Regions from separate parts of the Homo sapiens genome. Here region 2 is linked to region 1. Evidence: read pairs that join two places in POLR2A ChIA-PET (ENCODE). Cell type or tissue: MCF 10A. All regions are shown on one strand. Region 1 overlaps LINC02801 (long intergenic non-protein coding RNA 2801). Region 2 has its middle 39 kb from the start of LINC02801.

What was found. ChIA-PET counts read pairs that join two places held together with the same protein. Peaks named below come from ENCODE experiments on the same cell type or tissue, not always from the same donor. Only the 100,000 strongest peaks of a DNase experiment are listed, where the experiment ranks them.
Region 2: POLR2A ChIA-PET joins it to region 1 with 5 read pairs; 3 of 35 experiments call an interaction of 5 or more read pairs at or near these places.

The regions. Positions count from the first base shown.
Region 1 is chr1:87,222,170-87,227,169 of GRCh38, forward strand. The region is part of intron 2 of LINC02801 (long intergenic non-protein coding RNA 2801); the gene reads left to right. Among named protein-coding and RNA genes, the nearest start is that of LINC02801, 12 kb to the left of the region's middle. In MCF 10A, no CTCF peak of the experiment used is centred here; DNase peaks (open chromatin) are centred at 2,232 and 4,332.
Region 2 is chr1:87,170,763-87,175,762 of GRCh38, forward strand. No RefSeq gene overlaps it. Among named protein-coding and RNA genes, the nearest start is that of LINC02801, 39 kb to the right of the region's middle. In MCF 10A, no CTCF peak of the experiment used is centred here; no DNase peak of the experiment used is centred here.

The DNA of each region.
Region 1 (5,000 bases):
CAGCATTGCCATTCTGCTGTCCTAATGATGGATGGGGATTCGTGAGCAATTGAATTGAGCCACTGCCATTACTATTGATTTTTGGGATAGACTTCTCCATCAGAGCCAGTAGGCCACAGTCTGGGTCAGTGGCCAGACTGACATAAGTTTATGACCTTTCATAGGCTTCCCATGTGTCTCACCACACACCCATCTGCCCGGGGCCTAGGATCAAGCTGGCGGTAAAGGACTTGAGAAAATGAGGCTTGAATTAAGTGACCTCAGATCTAAACCAAATGTGGCTGGAACCTCTTTCTTGTTTTGAGAAGGATTTTTTGTTGTTGTTGTTGTTGTTATCAGAGCTTTGGAAGCAGTTTAATGAAGGGCGTAGATGTGGAAATGAGATGCATGTAGGTTTCAATAGTAGCTCCTATTGCCTTGCTCTTTGACCTTAAGAAAGTTTCTTACCCACTTTGAATCTCAGTTCGTTGTCTACCAAACAGGGAAAATGAAACCTACCTTATTAGGATTTGGGGGTTTTGTTGTTCATAACAGCTTCTTCAAGATATAATTTACATACTATATAACATTTCACCCTTTTAAAGTGATTTCAGTCAGTGATTTTTTAGTATATTTAGAGTCATGCAACAATTGCCACTATCTAATTCCAGAATATTTTCATCACCCCCATAAGAAACTCATACCCATTAATAGTCACTCTCCATTCCTCCTTTCCCCTATCCCTCCCAGCAACCACTTATTTCAGTTTCTCTGGATTTGTCTATGCTAGACATTTCATGTAAAAGAAACCATACAGTATGTGGTTTTTGTGACTGGCTTCTTTTACTTAACATAATGTTTTTAAGATTCATCCAATCTTTTACATGTATCAGTACTTCATTCCTTTTTATTGCTGAGTAATATTTCATTGTATGAATATACCATATTTTGTTTATCTATTCATCAGTGTATGGACATTTGGGTTTTCTTTGGCAATTATGGATAATGCTGCCATGAACATTTGTATACAAGCTTTTGTATTGAATTATCTATCTTCAAATCTCTTGGGTATATGCCTAAAAGTGGAATTGCTGGAACTGAAGGTAATTGTATGTTTAACTTTTTGAGAACCTATCTAATTATTTTCCAAAGCAGTTGTACCATTTATAGTCCCGCCAACAATAAATAAGAGTTTCCATTTCTTCACATCCTTGACAAAATTTGTTGTATTCTGTCCTTTTGATTTTAGCCATCTTGGTGTGAAGTGGTATCACATTATGATTTTTATTTGCATTTCTTTAACAACAAATGATATTGAAGATCTTTTGCGTGCTTATTGGCCATTTGTATATTTTCTTTGGAGAAATGTCTATTAAAATTCTTTGCTAATTTTTAATTGGGTTGTCTTTCTATTGTTGAGTTATAAGAATTATTTATATTCTGGATACAATTTCCTCATCAAATATATGATTTGCAAGTATTTCCTCCTATTTTATGGGTTCTCTTCACTTTCCTAATGGTGTCCTCTGTTGCCCAAAATTTCAAAATTTTGTTGAAGTTCAATTTTTCTGTTTTTTCCTTTTGTAGCTTGTACTTTTTGTGCCCTGTATAAGAAACCATTGCCTAGCCCAAGATTATAAAGATTCAGTCCTATGTTTTTCTCTAAGAGTTTCATAGTTTGATTCTTACATTTAGGTCTATAATCCATTTTGAATTTTTGTATATGGTGTGAGGAAGGGGTCTACCTTTATTATTTTGTACATATATGGATATGTCATTGTCCTGGCATCATTTGTTAAAAAGAATATTCTTTCCCTATTTAGTTATCTTGGTGTCCTTCATTAGGTTTGTAGTAATATATGATATGATCTATGTAAATTTCCTGGTATATGATAAGTTTCAATACATGGTAACTATTATTTTATTACAGTCAGCTTAAGATCTATTTAAGGTTTGCAAACAATAATAGCAATAGCAGGAGCTAACATTTTATTGAGTACTGCCTATTCACCTGGCATTTTCCTTCAACAAACTCAATCATGAGATCAGTACTATTTTAATCTCTTTTATTCAGATGAGGAAATTTGAACTTAGAGTGGCCAAAGAACTGATTCAAAGTCACACAAGTAGCAAGCCACAAAGTGGATAATTTAATTCAGACAGTCCTTGGTTGTGATGGAAATGAATCTCATGAGATATGAGTAAGAGGCTTGTTAGAATGAGAGAAACACAATGACGTGTCGAGTGACTAACACAGTTAACATGACTACTGCTAACAAGCAGTAGAAGGTGGCTAACAGCTAGATCATGTGGGTTTGAATCTTGGCTCAGCCACTTACAAGCTGTATGACCTTGGGCAGCTCAATTTGTTCAATATATAATGGGGCTACTTGGACTTCTTTTTGCATGGGCTTGCTGTGAGGCATCAGTGAGTTAATATGGGTAAAGCACTTAGAACAGTTCCTGGTAACATAGGAAGTGCTTAAAAATTGTCAGCTGTGACACTGATGCAGAGCTCTAAATCTGAGCCCAAGCTTGTGTTCCAGAATTTTTCCTACTCAGGGCTGGCTCCATAAGTGTCCAAACTATGCAACTGTATAGGACTCTGTGCTCAGAAGGGCCTTGGACTTGGTTTAATGTTCTGTTGTTAACATCTTGAACTTCTTAATTATTTTTGAACAAGGAGTTATTTTCATTTTGCACTGGGGCCCACAAATTATGCAGCCAGTCCTGGGCAGGGTGTAGGCCTGGCCAGACGAGTTCCCTCCTCCTAGTGATGCCTAGCACAACCCACGCAAGTTGTCTCTTCACAAACACTGTAGAACCTCCTTGGCTGCCCTGAGCTCCAGTGGATCTCAACATGGAGGATAGTGCTGTTAGGTTTAAGTTTCATGTCATCGAAGCCCACGCACATCTACTTGACATTCCTGGTTTATTACCCAAAAGTAAATGAAATGCATCGTGGGCCCCGAATCTTGCCTCTATTATTGGACTGAAAACCTCCATTGACTTCAGCTGGCAGCCGGCACCACTAATTGAGGACAGAGTTTGGCCCCGCGGGTTTTATATAGAAGATTTTTCTTTATTTCTTGTTTTCATGGTTGTGTGTTGTGGGCTGGGGATTATTTTTATGTTTTTCCACTTCCTGATTAGTTTTAGGACTTGTTTATTTGGAGACTGCTTTAATAAATTTGCACAGCAGGGTGAGTTATTAACAGAGTTGGTGTATTTAACCAGGAACTGCCTTCATTTCAGTTTGGTGTTTGGTGTTTGTTGTTTAACTTCAGTCACTTTGTTTCAGTACCAAACCTCTGCCAAAGATCACCTATCCTTGATCTACACACACCTTGGTGGTTTAACATAAGGGCAGAGCTCTGCTCCCCCAAGGCCCTGTACAGCTCACCACCACAGTGCATCCCCATTGCACTTCTAAAGTGTACTTGAGTTCAGATAATATTTTCTTATCTGCTTACCCCTCTAGGCTGTGGAGCCCAAGGTGGGGGGGTCTTGGTCATTGGTGGAGTTTCTGCGCATCGTACAGCTCCTGTTACAAAACCCTTCATTCGAGAAATATTTCCTGAGCATCTATTGTGTGCCAAATGCAGATGCAGATGTGACACAAGCAAGACAAATGGTCTCTGCTCTCAAGGGGCTTACATTCTATGGGTGAAACACAGGTACAGATAGGCAAAGGATTGTAGCAATAATTGTAGAGTGAGATTGTTATTAAAAATAAAAGTAAATAATAGAATACAGGGATACAGTGGTTTGTGGTGTGTGTGTGTGTGTGTGTGTGTGTGTGTGTGTGTGTGTGTGTGGTGGTGGTGGTGAAGGAAGGGCTCCCAGAGGAGATGACTGCTGAGTGGAGACCTGAGGCAAGAGGGAACCAGACATATGCAAATTGGCACTGCAGGCCCAGGGTGCAGCTGATGCAAAGGCCCCAGAGCTACGCTGGCTTGGCTTTGAGGAGCAGAAGGGAGGTAGGAACACAGTGAGCATGAGGAGAGTGTTCAGAGATGACCCTGGCCCTGGTAAGGAATTAGGTTTATTCCAAGGGCAATGAAAACCTTAGGGAGAAATGCTGCATTTTCAAAGAGCACTACGGCTGCTTTGTGGAAAAGGAGCTGTAGGTGGGGTGGGCAAGTTTGGGAGCAGGAAGATCAGGAAGGGGCTTTTGTGGTAATCTGTTGAACTGACTGGATTATTTCCAGAAAGAAACTGGGGCTTTCCTTGCTGAGGCTGGTAGTAGAAAGCGGAAGTGGAGTAGCAGATCAGGGTTCACAGCGTGTGGCTGAGAGCCAGGGTGACATTCCTCTGGACATTCTTCTGGACTGAATCCTTGCATCATCTACATTTAAAATGAACCTCAGAAGCCCTGGCCCTGTGATGCTGATGCTATTGAGGTTGAATTCTCAGGGAGTGAAGAAAGGGCTTGGCTGAGAACAGAGAGGGAGGAGTCCCACATCAAGGGATGACTTCACTAAGGAGGGAAACTGGAGAGAGGTGGGCATTTCCAGGCAGAACAACAGCGTGGCGGAGAGTGAGGGAGCTGACGGCAGGAGTGATAGCTGGTTTAATAGAGGGTGCGTTGCGGCGCTATCAGCAGTGTGGAGTGGGATGGCGAGGCTGCATGCTGGAACTTATTTAAAGAGGCTATTGTAAAAGTCTCTGAGCCAGTTAATTACCAGTTTTTGTTATGTCAGGAACTCCTTGAGTTAAAGCAGAAAGAAACCATTCACAAGTATGTTCCAGTTCTGTAGTTTAATGGGACATATAAAAAAAAATAAAAAACTGATATAATGATTTAGTTCATGGAAGGATTGAAAACCATCACAAGAAAAGCTGAAATTACATATTGTGTTCCATCTCCTCCTACAGAAGCCATTGAAATGGCTGCAGACTTAATTGGACTAATGACCCATTGCTGTTATGCACAACACTCTGTTATTCACAGAAAATTGACAAAGCCGTGGAAACGGTCCACAAATATGAACCCAGGTGAGCACAAAGACCCAGATGGG
Region 2 (5,000 bases), 51 kb before region 1:
TTCTATATTCTCTTTTGAGATTTTTTTTTTTCAGTTTTACCAGGAAAAAGCCAAGACATACCTGCTAAGTTTTTTTTTCTTTGAATAGAAAAGAAGGGCAATCCATTTGCACTTCGTCATCTGTTATGTACCAGCGTTAAAGTAGCAAGTGCCCAATGATAGACCTCAGGATTCTGTTTCTAGGTTTCATTAAAAGCTATAAACGGGTATACAAAGGCCATTTACAAATGTGCCTGTGATTATGCTTATAGTAGCAGTGATGAGAGTTCAGTTTTTGTCCATGGAAAATTGCTGCTTAATAAGAACTTTCCCCAATCCATGTCTCCTTTGAGATAAAAATTTCCACACTAAATTTCATCGCCCTACTAGAATTTCCTTTGGAATGTTTGTGTTAAATTCCTTTCTCCCTGATTGAAGTATACAACACAAAATCTAGCTTAAAGACTTGAATACACTGAAAGGCACAGATTTATAGAGTAACTTGGGAGGAGACTGGAGAGGGGGAAAGCAGAGGAGATTTGGGGAAATGAATTAAAACCTCCCAATAATTAAGAAATGATTTACTTGGCACATTAAGTATTTGGAATGCTTGTATGGGAGGGTAGGGTATGACTTCCTCATATGCCATGGGCAACTTCAGAGACTCAGTTTTGCTGCAAGAAGTTTTGGCTTTGTTGTTGTTGTTATTTCCTGATTTGCTGTGTGCTGTTGTGAACTTAATTAACACACTAGTGATTCTGCACCCTCAGGGAAAAATGGTAAATTTTGTAAAGTGTAACTACAGAAACAAAAGGGAAGTCCTTTCCGTCCTGATCGTAGCTGTTTTTATTCCCTCTCTTGTATTATGCATTCGAAAAACGTGAAAGCCACATGAAGCTTCAGAGAGTCCAACCCTCAGACTCATAAGGCACAATACCCCAGGATTCCTCTAGATCACTGTTCTATCTTATAGACTATCCTAACTGCTTTTGTGTGAGAAAAAGCAGGGTTCATAGGTAGCAAAAGTTAGCCCTTTAGATGACAACGGTGCATTTTATGTGCTTTTTAAAAATCATATTGCTCTCATTTGGAAGTAGCTTGAACAATTCCATTTTGAATCAAGCTCTATAAATTTGATCAATATCATTATTTTCATGAGGCAAGTTTAAACCAATAAAGTTGTCTTGCTTTGTCCCTCTTCCCTCCCACCCACCCTCTTAAAAAAAAACAAAAAAAAAAAAACTAAGGAGAGTCACAACTTTGACGTGAAACTTGAGTGTGAAGTGCGGGTAGGGAAAAGTTTATGAAAGATGACATTTATAGATGGGTACATATATATTTAATTTCTTGTATGTGAGTGTGTATGTATATATATTTCTACTTCTGTTCATGGAGAATACAACATCATAATTAAGGACATTTTACTTTATCCAATGAAGAGTTTTTTCAGTTCCCTTTAATTGGTAATTTAATTACAGAGCTAATCAGGAACATAGTGGGTGTTGGGACTACAGTAATTGTCTTTAACTGGAAAGTCTTACCACTTACAAAGCAAGAAAGTTTTTAAATTATGGAACACTTAAATAATGGATTAATAAGTTAGTAAGTACAACTCCATGAAGGTAGATCATTCACATGCTTGTCAATTGACAAAATTTTTAATGCGAGTCTGATCTATTCCACTAAGTAATTATCACTCTGCTTTTCCAGCATACTGCGGGGGTCTATGCTGAGGCCCCAGGGAATTTATGTGCTAAACTCCGGGGCTGGAATTCCTGGACCAGAGCTGGGGCAGAAGGTGGAGCAGCTGAAAGTTGTTTGGGAGGAAATACAGTCCAATACTTAGAGCAAAGAGGATTTCTGTTATTAGACTCTGCCGCTCACTTATTGGGTCCTGGTGAAAGCTAAATGAGCTAGATGCATATAAAGTACTTATATGCATCAGCTAGCCCAGCCCTCTCTCTGCCTCAGTTTCTCTCCACCTATGCCCATTTCAGCAGACACCTATACCCCAGGACAACAGAGAAGCATTTGGAGGTGGTTGAAGATGGACTCCGGCAGGGGTGGCTTTGACACATGCCGGGTGGCCCTTTGGGCCTTGAGTCCTCTGGATGAGAGGGCTGAAGCTACGTGAGAAAATCCGTCCCCTGCAAATGGGGGACCTGTGAGATGAGGGCCCTCTGGGGAATGAGCTTAACCTGGGAGCAGTGGGGAAACTAATAATCCAACCAGAACATAGCCTCTGTAATTTGGGAAGAGTTGTGATTTTAGGAGGACAATCATTTGTTCTTTCATCAAACATTTCGCAGTATTCATGTGAAGGGCTACTATATCCAAGATGCACATTAAAAACACAAAAACATTGAATGTAAAATTGTCTCTGAGTAGAAAATACAAGGAATTACCTAGAGGGCCGATTTCCACAAGTGCCTGGAAAAAAGCTAGATAAGAACCCAATCTTCTGGGCCTCTTTCTGGGAAGATCTCATCTGAAAAAATGGGATCCCAGAAAGGCCAGCAGTTTGTAATGGAAAATGCTCAAGGTAATCAGGTTCAAAGGATACATTTGGTAAACTAAAATTTCTCACGTCACGGTGACTGCAGGGGGATGGTGTGAGGGAGACAGAAAGAGAAGAAGAGAGATAACTGGACTAAGTGAAATCCACAGAAAATCCCTAAACTTGATTTCAGCCAGTAGCTTCACTCAAACCCATTCTCCCCCAAAACTTGGACCATAATTACCATCTGTGAGCTGAATGGACTTGAGATTTGCTGGTTTCTTTCTGCTGCATAGCATGGCCAAGAAAGGCTTCAGTGGGCCTGGCTGGGAAGATGCACATACACAAAGCTAAGGCTGGATCACAGACCAGCTGTTAGCAACCCGGCTCCCCCCGCCAAAATAGCTACTTGAAAACAGACAGAAGCTTGAAAGAAATGAATTTTTAAAAGTTCCACCCTTAAAGATTATTTTTTCATTAAATTATTGAATTTACATTTCATCAGAACTTTTATTTATTAATACATTTACAAATATCTATCCAGGGTTTGTGATGAGTAAGGGTCATGTAATTTTAATCCCGACTGTCCTCTATGAGTTTCTAGTTAAATTGGAAAGCTGCTATGTGCACAAATTCTATTACATGAAAGAGGATAATAAATTCCACGTGTGAGCAACCTGTGATATGAGGCTTTTGAGAAGTCGGGAGAGAGAAAGCTCTCTTTCAGCTGGAGTGATCTGGGAAAGCTTCATGGAAGGGGAAGGTGGGATTCAAGTTGGGACTTGGAGCAATCTGATAGAGAGCATTGAGGGTAGGGCATTTCAGACAGGGGAAAGAGCTTACATTTGCCAGACACCTACTTTTAGCCAAAATTATGCTAAGTACTTTATATGTATCTAGCTCATTTAGCTTTCACCAGGACCCAATAAGGGAGGAATGATTATTTTTCCCTAAAAGCAAATCCTAACTTTATTAAGAATTTACTGTGTGTCAGGCACTGTTCTAAGTGCTTTAATGGATTAAATATTTTAATAGTCACAACTCGATGAAGAGTGTACTACTCCTACTATTTTTATTATTCCCATTTTCCAGATGAAGAAACCAAGTCACAGGGAGGTATGTAGCTTGCCCAAGTTCACCCTGCCAGTGTGTGGCAGAGCTGGGACTAGAACCCGGACTCTTGCTCCTGAGTCCCCCTTCACTTTTAATTTTAGTCTACTGCTTCTCATGGGAAATGACACAGAAGCAGGAAAAGCCAGGAAAATGTCTAAGAACGCAGTGCTTAAATTTCTTTGGAATGGGTTTGCAAAACTCACACAAATCAAAACATGTTTAATAGTGACCAACCTTGGAAAATATTTAAATTGCTACAGGTATGGCTCTGGAGGTGAAAAGATCATTTTCAACTCATGACTTCTTGCTTCTGCTGACTTAACAGAGCTGCGGAGGGTGGGTGGGGAGGTCTGGAGAAGCAGGTAGAGGGACAAGGAGAGGAGGAGGAAGAAATCTCTGTGGAGGAGGTGCTAGTGGGGCACTTTTCTAGCAATGGTGAACTAATTTTCTTTGCCCACAGTGGAAGCCTCTTTCAGGCATGGAGGGTGGGAGTGAATTATTTAGGCAAGGCATTTTGTGGAATTTGTTGATGCAGAAGGGGTGGACCTGGATGTACAGCTGAGCATGTCTGAGCATGTCTTCTCCAGGATGTAGCTTGTGATGTCTACAGTGATTTGGATGGATGGTACTAGCCAATGGGGCTCATAAGAGTGCCAGGTTCTGGTAATGAGCGACTGGCACTCTGCTGCTCAGTGTTCAATCATAGAAGCATGATCTTGATAAATCATTTGCTCTAAGAGTCACTTGAGCAGTGAAGGATTCAAATAGCATTCTTAAAGGGCAAGTGTAATTTTGTCTTCAAACCTTTGTGGAGTATTTTATAGTTTTCAATGCAGTTTCCCATGTACTCTATCACTAGATCTGCAGATTCAGCAGGGAGATCCGGGCATTTTACAGATAAGGAAACTGAAGTTGGTGAGTTTAAGTCAACGGGCTAAGGTCTCACTGTTGGGTTCAGGTCTGGCACTCTGCCTCCTGGTGCCTGCCCTTGCAGAGACATTGCACCTTGCTTACAGAGGTCCTTTTCTCACTGCTGACAAGAAGGGCCTGGAGGTGCGTAAATGGGGAGTTCAAACTTGATGAGGGCTGAAACTCCAGAGGATAAATATGACCAGCCTTTTCCGAGTGGACCTGGGGAGGGAGAATAGGACCAATGAAGAAAGAATTCAAAACAGAGAGGGCCGGGCGCGGTGGCTCACGCTTGTAATCCCAGCACTTTGGGAGGCCGAGGCGGGCGGATCACGAGGTCAGGAGATCGAGACCATCCTGGCTAACACGGTGAAACCCTGTCTCTACTAAAAATACAAAAAAAATTAGTCGGGCGTGATGGCGGGCGCCTGTAGTCCCAGCTACTCGGGAGGCTGAGGCAGGAGAATGGCGTGAACCCGGGAGGCGGAGCTTGCAGTGAGCC